Regions from separate parts of the Homo sapiens genome. Here region 2 is linked to region 1. A link is a contact called in ENCODE Hi-C or POLR2A ChIA-PET data. All regions are on one chromosome and are shown on one strand. The core of a region is the stretch at or near the end of the contact, and the rest is flanking DNA. Distances in the headings are between cores, read along the strand shown. Region 1 overlaps SUPT6H (SPT6 homolog, histone chaperone and transcription elongation factor). Region 2 has its middle 26 kb from the start of CRYBA1.

Region 1 (7,083 bases), core at 3,456-5,955:
CTCAGGCGGTGAAGGAAGTGTACATCATGTGTGCACCAGACGTTGTGTACCAAGCATGCTGCTATCCCAACCTCTCCCCCTCATTCTACCCCCAGAAATTAGAGGAGCTGCTCATCAAAACTAAGAAGGAGAAGCCCACCTTCATCCCTTATTTCATCTGTGCCTGCAAGGAACTGCCCGGCAAGTTCCTACTGGGATACCAGCCCCGGGGTAAACCCAGGTGAGCACTAGTGCTGAGAAGGTGCTGCCACTGGGGTTCATAGGCAGGCTAGAAGGCAGGGAGAGGCCCGGAGCAGTGCCCTCTCTGGCTCTGCTGGACTGCCTTTCTCCTCTCATCTGTTTAGAACAGAGGTGGAGGTTGGAGGTGGGAAAAGAGGGTGATGATTTCAAGGCAAAAAGGCAAGGATTCACATAAGAAGGGCGCTTTCCTTAACACCGTGAGAAAGGAGTTCCCTTCACCTCCTCTCCCTCCCACAGAGTGACAGGAGTCACCAGACACTCTTCACCTGATTGCAGAAACTGGGGGCCAGTACACTGGTCTCTCCTGTCCACCACCTGCCTCACCCTCACCAGGGCTTGCACACAGTGGCTCACTGTTGCTGTAATGTGCTCACTCCGCCCGCACTGAAGCGGTGGTCAGGAGAGCCTGTCTCCTGTTCTGCTCTGTCTCCTGCTCTGCCTGCTGCTCTGCCTGCTTCTGTGTGACTAACAGGCTGGCCTTCCTGAGGTATTCCTTTATCTGAGTCCCTCTAGCGCTTACCCTGAACCTAGAGGACAAAGTCCAGTTTCCTTAGACTGGCGTCTTTGTGTCTGTGATACAGACTGGTAATCACACTTGCTTCTCTGCCTAAGCCCTGCCCCCATCCTTCCATTGGCCTTTGGCCATGTGCACTTCTGCTTTTATCCCTGTACTGGCTTTACCTGATGCACAGCTCAGGCTGCATTAGTAGGGGCTCAGTGGCCAGATGACAGGAAGCCCTAGACTCTGTACCGTGTGCCATCTTGGGCACATCTGGAATATTGTGCTCATTTCTTGAGAAGCCTGTTGACTCACCAGTGTGCTTCCAGAGGCCAGCAGCCAGGGCTAAGTGGGGCTGGAAACTGTGTCCTGTGTGGAACAGTTGAGCAAACTGGTGGCGGGGGTGGGGGCTCTAACCAGGACCAGGTGCAGCATGATAGCTTCTGGGGAAAGGAGCTGACTCTCCTTGTGTGGCAGAATTAACACTTACGGAAGAGTTAGGAGGCAGGTGTCAGCCTAATAGAAATGAGAACTGTGTACTATGTAGCATTATCTGGTTGCCATTGATAGCTGGCCTTCATTGAGCACAACCCAGCTTTAGGCATTGTGGAACGTGCTCTGTGCATTCTCATTTATCCTCACACCCACCCCATAGGCTTCAGTGCTGTGGTCCTCACTGGACAAATGAAGCAGAGATTCAAGTTTGGTAACTTGGTGCAGCGTGTCATATGTGGTGAATGGCAGAGCTAAAACTAGAACTAGAACTGGAACTAACCCAGAGCCCCTCTTAACAACTATCTGCTACTCTCAGAAGTGTTGAACAAGGGCAGACTACCACCTTCCACAGCCACTGCAGAAAGATGCCTGCTTTAGGGGAGTTGCGATTTGCTGCTCTGGGAGGCCCCTTCCAACCCTGGCACTATGGGATCTCGGTCTCACTTCACCGGCAGTATCCTGCCTTCATACTGCAGCCCAGTATGGTAGCACAGCCTCCAGCAAGCCTTCCTCCGGCAGTCCGTATGCAGCACACAGAGGGCCACTGACTCCTTGGTCTTCAATATGTTCTGCCATGTGCTGCTCACCTCCCTTCACAGGCCTGGGGACTGGCTGTGTCATCTCTCCTTTCCCCTAGCACCCAGAATGGCTACTTCACATGGTGGGCATCTGTTCTGGTCGCTCTTGTGGTGGGTCCCAAGTGGTTTCTGATGCATGTTTCCTTCTAAAATCCTAGGATAGAATATGTAACGGTGACTCCAGAGGGATTCCGGTACCGGGGCCAGATCTTCCCAACCGTGAATGGACTGTTTAGATGGTTTAAGGATCACTACCAGGATCCTGTACCAGGTGAGTTCTGCTCTTCCTGACTTCAGGGACGTGGCTGGAGGAACACCTAGGACCTGACTCAGAGTAGTCCCAGCCTAGGGGACCAGGTGAGGAGTAGGCTGTCACTGCAGCTGTCTTACTCCTCCTGCAGCCTCCCAGCACCAGGAAGGTTCTCCATCCACTGTGCCTATGCAGCTTCCCTTCCTCCCTCTACCTACTTCAGTGCCCCTTCCACCCCCTGAATTGGGAAACCAAAAATAGGTTTCTGGAGGGATGTAACTAAATAATCACTTCCTGCAGGCATCACCCCTAGCAGCAGCAGCAGGACCCGGACACCTGCCTCTATCAATGCTACCCCAGCCAACATCAACCTTGCAGGTGAGGAGCTTGAGCCTGGGACTGGAGGTGGGAAGGATGGAGCTAAAGGGACTTTCACCTCTAACATGCCCCTCCCCACCTCTGTGTGCTTACAGATCTGACACGGGCTGTGAATGCCCTGCCTCAGAACATGACTTCACAGATGTTCAGTGCCATTGCTGCGGTGACAGGCCAAGGACAGAACCCTAATGCCACCCCAGCCCAGTGGGCCTCCAGCCAGTACGGCTATGGCGGCAGTGGAGGCGGCAGCAGTGCTTACCACGTATGTGGCTTGGGGAGGAAGCTCCCTGTGCAGGGTGGGGCCCATAGACTGCCCTCTCGCATTGCCCACAAGGGGCTTCACATGCACAGATGGGGCTGCCACGGCCTTGGTAACTGTCTCCAACAGATATTTCTTGTCCTTAGGCCCATTTGAAGGGGAAGAGGGTAAGAGAGGGCATAACCTTTCCACGGGCCTTTGGGATCTTTGGAACCCGCAAGCCACCAGAAAGTTGACATGGTCAGGACCAGTGGGCACCACTGTGTGCTCGGTGCTGACCTGCAGGCTTCCCACTGCTGGTCAGAAGCACATACTCAGTGGAAGATCATCTGGAAAGCTTTGCTGAGCCCACCCTTGCGCTTACCCAGAATTCACAGCAAGGCCAAACAAGCCCCACACCCATCCCTATTTAACTGTTCATGCCTCTCCAGGTATTCCCAACGCCAGCCCAGCAGCCAGTGGCCACACCACTAATGACCCCTAGCTACTCCTACACGACCCCAAGCCAGCCCATCACCACCCCTCAGTACCACCAGCTCCAGGCCAGCACCACCCCACAGTCGGCCCAGGCCCAGCCCCAGCCCTCTTCCAGCTCCCGGCAACGGCAGCAGCAGCCAAAGTAAGTATCTGGATGGTGGCACAGTGCAGGTCAGTGGTAGGGGCAGGTGTTGTCAAGAGGCCGAAAGGCTTAGCAGAGGCAGGTGCTCTGGATCCTCTGAGGGCCCTGACCACATGATATGCCAGGAACACTAGTTTCTGGGTGAAGACGGAAGAGGGCAGTATGGCAGCCAGCTGCTGCTGTATCTGCCTTATCCCAGTAGAGGGGCTGCTGCCCATAGGTATGAGGTTCCTTTCTGCAAGGGTACAGTGATTGGTGGGAAGACTTCCTTCTAGCAAAGTCCCAATCTCAACTTTTCTTCCCCTCCCAGGTCCAACAGCCATGCAGCCATCGACTGGGGAAAAATGGCGGAGCAGTGGCTGCAGGAAAAGGAGGCAGAACGGCGGAAACAGAAGCAGCGGCTGACACCTCGGCCCTCCCCCAGCCCCATGATCGAAAGCACCCCCATGTCCATTGCTGGCGATGCCACCCCACTCCTGGACGAGATGGATCGGTAGGGGGCCTGCTCCTCGGACTCTGGTTACCTCTGAGGCTGGGAAAGGCCTGGCTGCCCACTGCCTCCCTCCCTGCCCCTCCTTTTATGTCCATAAAGTGGCGTGAAGTGAGACGTTCTCTTTGGTGGTCAACCCGGATGGGTGACAGGCTGGATGGCCTTGTGAACTTGAGCTCAGTGTATGCTAGGCAACAATTCTCCCGCTCCAGACCCTCACCGACCACCTGTCCTGGGACCAGGCTGGGAGGGGAGTGTGGCAGGGAGGAGGAAGAGGAAGGTGAGAATGAGTAGAACAGTTTTGTATTCTACTCCCTACAAGCCATTTTGAACTTCTGCCCTCACCGGACTCTGGGCTGTGACTGGGGCACCAAACTCAGCACATGAGTCTCCCCTAGCTCTCGTGGGGAGAGGGATGCTATTTATTCAGTTTGGGGCAGGAGGGAGAGGAGGGAAAGTATTTCTGACCCTGATGCCAACAGCCGGGTGGCTGTCCAAGCAGGATTGCAGGGGACACAGGGAAGCACTGCCCAGCCCCTGCCTGGCTGCCCTTTCCCCCCTGCTGCTGCCACCGCTTCCTGCCTGTCATTTGAATAAACAGTGTTTCTATTGAGCTCTTGCCAAAGCCTCTCTCTCCAACTCTCCAGCTCTTTGAGGGGTGGCTTTCAAAGCAGTGTTTGGAGCTCCAAGGACTCCCCTGACTCCCTCTTCTGATCCATCAGAGGCAAAGATTCATAGACTAGAGGCAGCTTCTACATCAGACTGCCTGGGGCACATCCCTGCTCTACTTCCCAGCCGGGTGACCCTGTGCCAGTTCCTGCTGCCTTTCAGCTGGCTTTCTTACCTGTAACATGGAGATAGTGATACCTGCCTCATCAGCTGCTGTGAGGACCAAGGCAGCGTGTGCAAGCTCCTTGGCCCAACGCCTGGTACGTCGCAAATGTTACCCGGTATTATTACACCCACTCACTCACCCACAGCACAGCTGCCCCATCCGCCCATGCCTGCTGGTCTTCTCTGGCACCCTGGAGAAAGGCCACAAGTAAATCTGGATTTCTCAACTTGAGCCTCTGCCGTTCATCTCTTCCCTTTTCCCAGCTGGGCCTTGGTCTCTTGCAAGCTCTCAGCAGTAAGGTGTTCCTGCCCCAGGATGGGGCCCTGCTCACCTGCTCCCCTCCAACACACTGGCCCTGGCCCTTTGTCCCTGCCCCACTGCATTTTTTGTTCTGAACTCCTGCCATCCCTGTTTCTGCACAAGGGCTTCGTCTCACAGCTCTGTGAGTCAATGCTGGGAGAGTGGGGCCTCTGGCTCCCTTTCCTTTGCTTGGGGCTCAGCAGAGAAGTCAGAAAAGGCCACTGCTGCCCAGACGTGGCACACTCCCTCCCCTTGTTTTTCTTCATCAAGATCTGGGGGAAGGGGCCAGCTCTGCCAGGAACTCAAGTCAGCTCCCTTCAGCACAAAAGGGCTACAAGGGAGGAGCTAGACCACCAGCTGGGAAGGTCAGTCTCTGGTAGTACCACGAGCACCTTCTGCAGAGCCACTTAGAGGAGGGAAAGGCCAGGCACAGTGGCACAGAGTGGGTTAAAAAGTTCCGTTTATTGGGGGTATCGCTGCAGACAGTACTGCCTGTCCCAGAAGTGGATTTCACACAGACCAGTCTCTCGCAGCAGAGAGGGGAAGCCCTCCTTCCCACCCCAGATACACTCTTCCACCTTGTCCTAGCAGGTAGGAAGAAATAGGGCTGTGCCCCTTCCTTTCCCTCCCACCTGCCTTCCCATGGGCTTCCTTTGTGAAAGCTGGATTGCCTTTGAGAAACCCCTGCAGCCCTGAGCCCACCCCTTGCCCCGCAAGAAACAGCCAGGTTGGAGGGAGAGAACAGCAGCAGAGGGCCAGCCACAGGCTCGATGGCATTTATTCTGCACCCTGACCACCCTGGCCTCAACTGAGGTTGGGGTTTGATCCTGGGGGAGATTTTCTCTTGTTTACCTTCCTGGCTTGTGAGGGCTTTGCCCCTGTCTTTTTGGCCTGGACTGTGTTCTCTCTCTTCCTGGGCGATGATGATTCCACAATATCCTCGCTGGACAGTTCTCCCTGCCCCCGGCCATTGTAACTGTCCTCGCTCTCCAGCTCTTCCCGGCTTTCTGGGCTGGACTCGGACATCCTGGCCAGCTGTCTTGCGCTTAATGATCGGCTCACGTCTGGCGGGGAAGGCTCCAATTTAACCGGGCTTTTCTTCTTAGTCAACTGGCCTTTCTTGGCTTTTTTCTTCAGCTTTGCCTTCTCATCCATCTCCTCCTTGTCTTTCTCTTTTTCCTTTTTCTTCTTTACCTTCTTGATCACCTTGCTGCCCTGACCCTTCCCTGTGGGGCTCTCAGAGCGCCAGATGGTGATGGGCGCTGTGGAGTCAGGGGTACCAGTGGCCATGCTGGTGCCTAGGTCAGGGGAGGCGGTGGCGGGCCCCACCTGTGTCGGGATGGGGGGCTTGCTTTCCTCCTCCTCCTCTTCCTCTTCTTCATTTAGATCATCTGCCCCACACTCATGGTAGAGTGGATGGTGGATCACTGCCACAGAGACAGGTCTGTAGCTTTTGCACCTGGGAGAAGGGACAACGGGGGAAGTTTGACAGAGAGTGGGGGGCAGTGCCCTGTAGAGGCCCCTTCCCCATCAGCCCACCGGGGCTCACTCACCAGCCATACCGGAATCGCTCCACATGCTCCTCCTCCGGTGTGAGCTCAAAGCAAGGGGACTCGATGACATGGGAGCAGGTTGGGCCCGCGCCCCGGGAGCTGCTGCTATCCTCTGAAGAGTCCTTCAGCCTGCCACACATGGGACTCTCAGCCTGGCTCCCATCACTCCCCCAGGGACCCAGAGCCAGAAGCCTGAGGGACAGTGGGCTTCCGCTGGGCCTGCCTCAGGCCAACAGACCTCCTCCCCATTTCTCTTAGAGCAGAGCAAGGTGTGCAGAGCTGGGACTGGGCTGGCAGCACCAATTCAAAGCTGAAGAGGCAAACCAAAGGTTGAAGGGGAGACCACAATGAAAGTTCGGACCTGGCTCTGCCATGGGTCCCCCAAGGGGGCGGGCCCTCACCTAGAATTACAGTTGCAGTGGTTGACAGAGTGTAGGTGCAGGCTGTGGCGGACACAGTCAGAGGCGAAAGGGTAGATGATGTGCCCAGTGCACTGCTTGTGTCTCCAGCAGCACTTGTCAGGCTCCTTGCAGTCACCTGAGGGGGCAGGAGTCTGGGTCATCAGTAGCAGCCGCAGACCTCTGGGT
Region 2 (6,677 bases), core at 1,161-3,660, 520 kb after region 1:
CACATTCCCTTCGCCACTACTACCTGATGTGTCATCTTGATGGGCAAGGGACACTGCCTTCTGGCTTGTACTTTTCTACTTAGTTGTAAAAATGAGAAGCCTGCCTCAAACCTCTGTGTTTCCTTCTAGCTCTCAGATGCTATGGCTAAATATTTGAAATATTTGCAGGCCTACCCTCTGCAGGCTACTGGGCTGGGCCCTGACCCCATTTCCACTTCTCTCAAACAACAACAACAACAACAACAACAACGACAACAACCACCAAAAAGCAGGTCAACTGCAGGAGGAAACTGGGAGGTGAAACACACTGTAAGCTCCTCTGCTCCAAACTGCTCTTCTTTTTCCCCATTCCCTGCACCAAGGTCTCTGTCCACCCAATACACCAGAATGCCCTCCTTAGGTCTCCAGGCCCCTCCAGCTACTCCCAACAACTATTTCCCAAAAGACCAACTAGGAATAAAAATTATCCCCATTCCTCCCCTTTGTGTCACACTTTACATTTCTACTTTCTCCAGTATAAATGATATTTACTGCACGGGAACCATATGGTAGGCACCATGCCAGGCTCTGGGATGAAGACCACACAGACCCTACCCTCAAAAAAGCAGGGAAGAGAGTTAGCAATGTAATTCGAGGTGAATGAACCACACAGGGGCTGTAGGAACATAGATGAAGGGAAGTGGTGTGTGTGTGTGTCTGTGTGTGTGTGTGTGTTCAGGAGGATCCTCAAACCCTGTGAAGTTTTGGGTTTTTTGTTTGTTGGCATGTTTGTTTAAGATAGAGTCTTGCTTTGTTGGCCAGCCTGGAGTGCAGTGGCTTGATCTCAGCTCACCGCAACCTCCACCTCCCGGGTTCGAGCAATTCTCGTGCCTCAGCCTCCCAAGTAGCTGGGATTACAGGCATGCACCACCACGCCTAGCTAATTTTTGTATTTTTAGTGGAGACAGCGTTTCACCTTGTTGGCCAGGCTGGTCACGAACTCCTGACCTCAAGTGAGCCACCCACCTCAGCCTCCCAAAAGTGCTGGGATTATAGGCATGAGCCACCATGCTCAGCCATTTGTTTGTTTTCTGATACAGGGTCTTGCTCTGTTGCCCAGGTGGGAGTGCAGTGGTGCAATCATGGCTCACTGCAACCTCGACTTCCCAAGCTCAAGCGATCCTCCCGCCTTAGCCTCCCTCGTAGCTGGAACCACAGATGTCCGCCACCATGCCCACCTAATTTTTTACATTTTTTGTAGGGACAGGATCTTGCTGTGTTGCCCAGGTTGGTCTCAAACTCCTGAGCTCAAGCAATCTTCCCAACTTTGCCTCCTACAAGTGCTGGGGATTACAGGTGTGAGCCACTGCACCTGGCCCCTGTGAAGTTTTTATAAAACATTAGCACTGGAAGGGATCTCACAGACCAATTAGTCCCACTCCCTCATTTTACATGTGCAGAAACTGAGGCCCAGGCTGGCCACGCATGGTGGCTTACACCTGTAATCCCAACACTTTGGGAGGCTGAGGCAGGAGGATCATTTGAGCCCAGCGGTTCAAGACCAGCCTGGACAGCATAACAAGAACCCCCATCTCTACAAAAAAAATTAAAAATTAGGCCAGGTGCGGTGGCTCACGCTTGTAATCCCAGCACTTTGGGAGGCCGAAGCGGGCAGATCATGAGGTCAGGAGATCGAGACCATCCTGGCTAACATGGTGAAACCCCGTCTCTACTAAAAATACAAAAAATTAGCCGGGCATGGTGGCAGGTGCCTGTAGTACCAGCTACTCGGGAGGCTGAGGCAGGAGAATGGCGTGAACCCGGGAGGCAGAGCTTGCAGTGAGCCGAGATCGTGCCACTGCACTCCAGCCTGGGTGACAGAGCAAGACTCCGTCCCAAATAATAATAATAATAATAATAATAATAATAATAATAATAATATCTTAAGAGGTATAAGAGCTAATATGCTTCCTTCCGGGCTTCATTCTAAGCTCTCTAGATGGATTGATTCGTTTATTACTCACAACATACCTGAGAGTTAGGTTTTTATGTTCCCCTAATATGACAATATTGAGTCTTAGGTTAATTGACTTGCCTGAGGTCACACAGTTAACACAATACTGAATACAGGTAGTCCAAATAAAGAGCCATGAGCGTGGGGGGGAATTGCCTGGAGGCCTTAACATATGATTTCTATACCCTACCCTCAGAAAGTCTGATTCTCTCGGCCTGAAGTGAACAAGCTGGAATTTGCATTTTAGCCATGCACCCTAGGTGATTATGGTTTGGTGGCTATCGGACCACTCTCTGAAAAAACCCAGTTCGAATGTACCTTTTTTCTCAATTCAGAGTTTTCTGGCACAATCCCTCCCTTCCTTGGGACTCCCTGTCCTCAAGGGACCCCGCTTTCCGGAGTCTGCTGGGAATAAGGGTACTCTGGAAACGGACGTATGCCCCCTGGTGGTCAGAAATTAGAGGCTAGGCGCTACAGCCAGCAGGGTCCCGTCAACCGCACAAATTTGTGAACTTTTCTAGAATTTCGTTCAGCCAGTATTACTGAGGTGCCACTATGGGCCAGCACTGAGCCATTGTAATACACAGCACATTGGAGAGAAAGAAGACTTCTGGGGACAGAATTTTTCAAGGTGACTGCTCACCTATTTTCATCCGTGGATACAAAGGCATCAGTTTCAAGCTGCAATTGGACAAATTTCACCTGGTCTAAGTATTCGTATCTGGCAACATATAGCTCTGATCTTAGGTCTTTAGGAGGCTGAAAAAGAGTTTTTTGAAAAAGGCTGAGTCCACCCTCGGGAAGGAAACACAGGAGCATGTATATTTGCAGGGCTCCAAGGCTTTGTAGTCAGGCTGTTCCAGCTCTGTTACTTCAGGCTCTGGGACCCGGGAGCAGTTATTTCATCTTTCTAAGCTGCAGCTGCTTCACCTGAACTATGTGAATAATAACAACACCTGTCTCAAAGGTTTGTGTGATGAAATGGTCTCTTAGTGCCTGGCACAAGATAAACGTTCAAAAAAGTTGTAGGTATTTTGAAATATAATACTTTGTAGTTATATACCATAAAGTATACACTATATATACCAGGGTTCTAACACCAGCCTTAATTCATTCACCTTAAAAAGGAACACAAATGGGCCGGGCGCGGTGGCTCACGCCTGTAATCCCAGCACTTTGGGAGGCCGAGGCGGGTGGATCAACTGAGGTTGGGAGTTCAAGACCAGCCTGGCCAACATGGCGAGACCCTGTCTCTACTAAAAATACAAAAATTAGCCGGGCGTGGTGGTGCGCGCCTACAATCCCAGCTACTCGGGAGGCTGAGGCAGGAGAATCGCTTGAACCCGGGAGGTGGACATTGCGGTGAGCCGAGATCGCGCCACTGCGCTCCAGCCTGTGCAACAAGAGCAAAACTCCGTCTCAAAAAAAAAAAAAAAAGGAACACGAATAATTCTTGAGGCCAGGCACAGTAGCTCACTCCTGTAATCCCAGCACTTTGGGAAGCCAAGGTGGGAGAATCACTTGAGGCCAGGAGTTGGAGACTAGCCCAGACAACATAGTGAGACCCCTGTCTCTCCAAATAAAAAAAAAATTAGCCAGACATGGTGTCATGAACCGGTAGTCCCAGCTATACAGGAAGCTGTCGCAGGAGGATCACTTGAGCCCTGTAGTTGGAGGCAGCAGTGAGCCACTCCTGCCTGGGTGACAGACCAAGACCCCATCTAAAAAAAAGAAAAAACTCTTGATCCACTGTAGTTGAGAGACAAGATTTCCTCCAGTTTTGAATCCTCTAATATGTGATGCATAGACATCTAAACTATTCCACACTGTTGGTGGGATTGCAAGCTAGTACAACTTTGAAAAATTGTTTGATAGTGTCTGCTAAAACTGAACATATTTATGGCCCAGCAATTTATTCTTAGGTATATTCCCAAAAGAAATGTTTACATATGTTACCCAGAAAACATAAACAAGCATGTTTATAGCAATACTATTTATAACAGCCTCCAAGTGGGGAAATATCTAAGTGTCTATCAACACTACAATAAGTTTTTGTGTGTGTTTGTTTGTTTGTTTTGTTGAGATGAAGTTTCGCTCTTGTTTCCCAGGCTGGAGTACAAAGGCAAAATCTCGGCTCACTGCAACCTCCGCCTCCCGGGTTCAAGCAATTGTCCTGCCTCAGCCTCCTGAGTAGCTGGGATTACAGGTGCCCGCCACTACGCCTGGCTAACTTTTGTATTTTAGTAGAGACGGAGTTTCACCATGTTGGCCAGGCTGGTCTTGAACTCCTGACCTCAAGTAATCGGTCCGCCTTGGCCTCCCAAAGTGCCGGGATTACAGGCATGAGATATGGCGCCCGGCCTAGATGTTTATTTTTTATTTTATTTTTATTTTATTTTATTTTATTTTATTTTATTTTATTTTATTTTATTTGAGACAGAGTTTCACTCTTGTCGCTCAGGCTGCAGTGTAATGGCAGTCTCGGCTTACTGCAACCTCCACCTCCCAAGTTCATGCAATTCTCCTGACTCAGCCTTCTGAGTAGGTGGGATTACAGGCGCACACCACCCTGCCCAGCTAATTTTTATATTTTAGTAGACACGGGATTTTACCATGTTGGCCAGGCTGGTCTTGAACTCCTGAATTCAAGTGATCCGCCTGCCTCGGCCTCTCAAAGTGCTGGGATTACAGGCGTGAGCCACCACGCCCGGCTCCAGCTACATTTTTAAATTGTGGTATTTTCATAGACTAGAACACTACATGCAGTAACATGAGTAAATTTCACAAATATAATGACAAAAGAAGCCAGACACTGAAGAGTCCATACCGTATGATTTCATTTATATAAAGTACCAAATGGTTGAAATGAAATGCCATTAGAAACTGGAATACTAATTGCCTTTAGGTGCAGAGTGGTGATTAGAGGGGGGCTAAAGGGGTTTCAGGGAGGGGATTGCCAATAATGTTCTATATCATGATCTGTGTGGCAGTTATACAAAGTGTCTGGACTTTATAAAAACTAATCAGACTGATTGCTTATGATTTGTGCACTTTTCTATAGTATGGATTCATAGATTTCAATGAAAAGTTAGATTTTAATTAAAAGTTTACCTAAAAACTCTCCGTGAGTCCCTCATGACCAATCACAGAACACACCCAGGCCTCACTTATCATAAGCCCAGAGTCCCCCAGGGTATCAGAATCAGAAATTTAATGCCCTCTGGGGATGGGAGATGTGGCCTCAGGCCCATGAGCTGCAACCAGGTTTCCTGCTAAAAGTCAAGAACAAAAGAGTTGTCTTGTAGATAAAAACAGGTTCCAGAAAAACTGCACCAGAGCAAAGAGCTAGGTGTCTGCCTAGAGCCTGTGGGTGAAAAAATCACCCCTCCAACACTGTGTCAATCAGAGGGGTGGCACCTGAGTACACACCAGACTTGCTGTTTGAGAAACCCAGGGCAAGAAATTAGTAAAAATCACCCACAGGCAGTGAAACTGCATAAAATACTTGCATAGAGAAATACAAAATAGCCTCACAGGAGTTCGTCCAAAACCTAGAGAATGAGAAAGACCCTGCTCCCTGAGGAAATGAATGAAGAAACAAATGCCATCATAAACAGATGGCAGATGCAAGGAATCAGAAAATGTGTGCACCAGAAATCACAGATAAAAGGACAGTTTGAAAAAAATGTTTCAATTCATGAAACACAAATGCTAATTTAAAAGAAATGTGTTTCAGACTGGGTGCAGTGGCTCACACCTGTAATCCCAATATTTTGGAAGGCTGAGGTAGCAGGATTGCGTGAGGACAGGAGTTTTAGACCAGTCTGGGCAACAAAGTGAGAGCCTATCTCTATTTCAAAAAGAAAAAAAAAACTTTTTTGTTTTTTGAGACGGAGTCTTGCTCTGTCACCAGGCCAGAGTGCAGTGGTGTGATCCCAGCTCACTGCAACCCCCACCTCCTAGGTTCAAGTGATTCTCCTGCCTCAGCCTCCCAAGTAGCTGGGATTACAGGCATCCACCACCACACCCAGCTAACTTTTATATTTTTAGTAGAAACGGGGTTTCACCATGTTGGCCAGGATGGTCTCGATCTCTTGACCTTGTGATCCACCCGCCTCAGCCTCCCAAAGTGCTGGGATTACAGGCGTAAGCCACCACACTTGGCCCTTTTTTTTTTTTTTTTTTTGATACGGCATCTTGCTGTCATCCAGACTGGAGTGTAGTGGCACCATCTTGACTCACTGCAACCTCTGCCTCCCGGGTTCATGCCTTCTCCTGCCTCAGCCTCCCGAGTAGCTGGGACTACAGGCGCCTGCCACCACACCCGGCTAATTTTTGTGTTTTTAGTAGATACGGGGTTTCACCATGTTGGTGAACAGGCTGATCTCGAACCCCTGACCTCAAGTAATCTGCCCGCCTTGGCCTCCCAAAGTGTGAGGATTACAGGTGTGAGTCAACATGCCAGGCCAAAAAGAAAAAAAAAAATTAGATAAAAGTTTTGTTAAAAAAACAAACAAAAAAAACCTGGGCTGGGTGTGGTGGCTCACGCCTGTAATCCTAGCACTTTGGGAGGCTGAGGTGGGTAGATCACCTGAGGTCAGGAGTTCGAGACCAGCCTGACTAACATGGTGAAACCTTGTCTCTACTAAAAATAGAAAAATTAGGCAAGAGTGGTGGCACATGC

The links. A loop is a pair of places that touch in the nucleus more often than their neighbours do. ChIA-PET counts read pairs that join two places held with the same protein, here RNA polymerase II (POLR2A).
Region 2: a loop to region 1 is called in a map of heart right ventricle, with 9 times the contacts of the local background. The contact joins two enhancer-like sites. A Hi-C loop is called at or near these places in 1 of 168 maps with a recorded cell type or tissue (heart right ventricle). POLR2A ChIA-PET finds 5 or more read pairs at or near these places in 1 of 52 experiments (activated CD4-positive, alpha-beta T cell).

The regions. Positions count from the first base shown.
Region 1 is chr17:28,697,811-28,704,893 of GRCh38, forward strand. It overlaps SUPT6H (SPT6 homolog, histone chaperone and transcription elongation factor), which reads left to right. Exons shown (of 37, transcript NM_003170.5): 32 at 96-220; 33 at 1,971-2,083; 34 at 2,363-2,440; 35 at 2,536-2,702; 36 at 3,131-3,318; 37 at 3,629-4,869. The coding sequence ends at 3,815. It overlaps PROCA1 (protein interacting with cyclin A1), which reads right to left. Exons shown (of 5, transcript NM_001366301.1): 3 at 6,898-7,033; 4 at 6,497-6,625; 5 at 5,387-6,402. The coding sequence ends at 5,748. Among named protein-coding and RNA genes, the nearest start is that of PROCA1, 11 kb to the right of the region's middle. RefSeq lists an enhancer at 581-875. Within about 2 kb of position 4,706, at least 2 of the 41 ENCODE cell types and tissues checked have a DNase peak (open chromatin) inside an H3K27ac peak, as active enhancers do.
Region 2 is chr17:29,217,146-29,223,822 of GRCh38, forward strand. No RefSeq gene overlaps it. Among named protein-coding and RNA genes, the nearest start is that of CRYBA1, 26 kb to the right of the region's middle. RefSeq lists a silencer at 2,466-2,555. Within about 2 kb of position 2,411, at least 2 of the 41 ENCODE cell types and tissues checked have a DNase peak (open chromatin) inside an H3K27ac peak, as active enhancers do.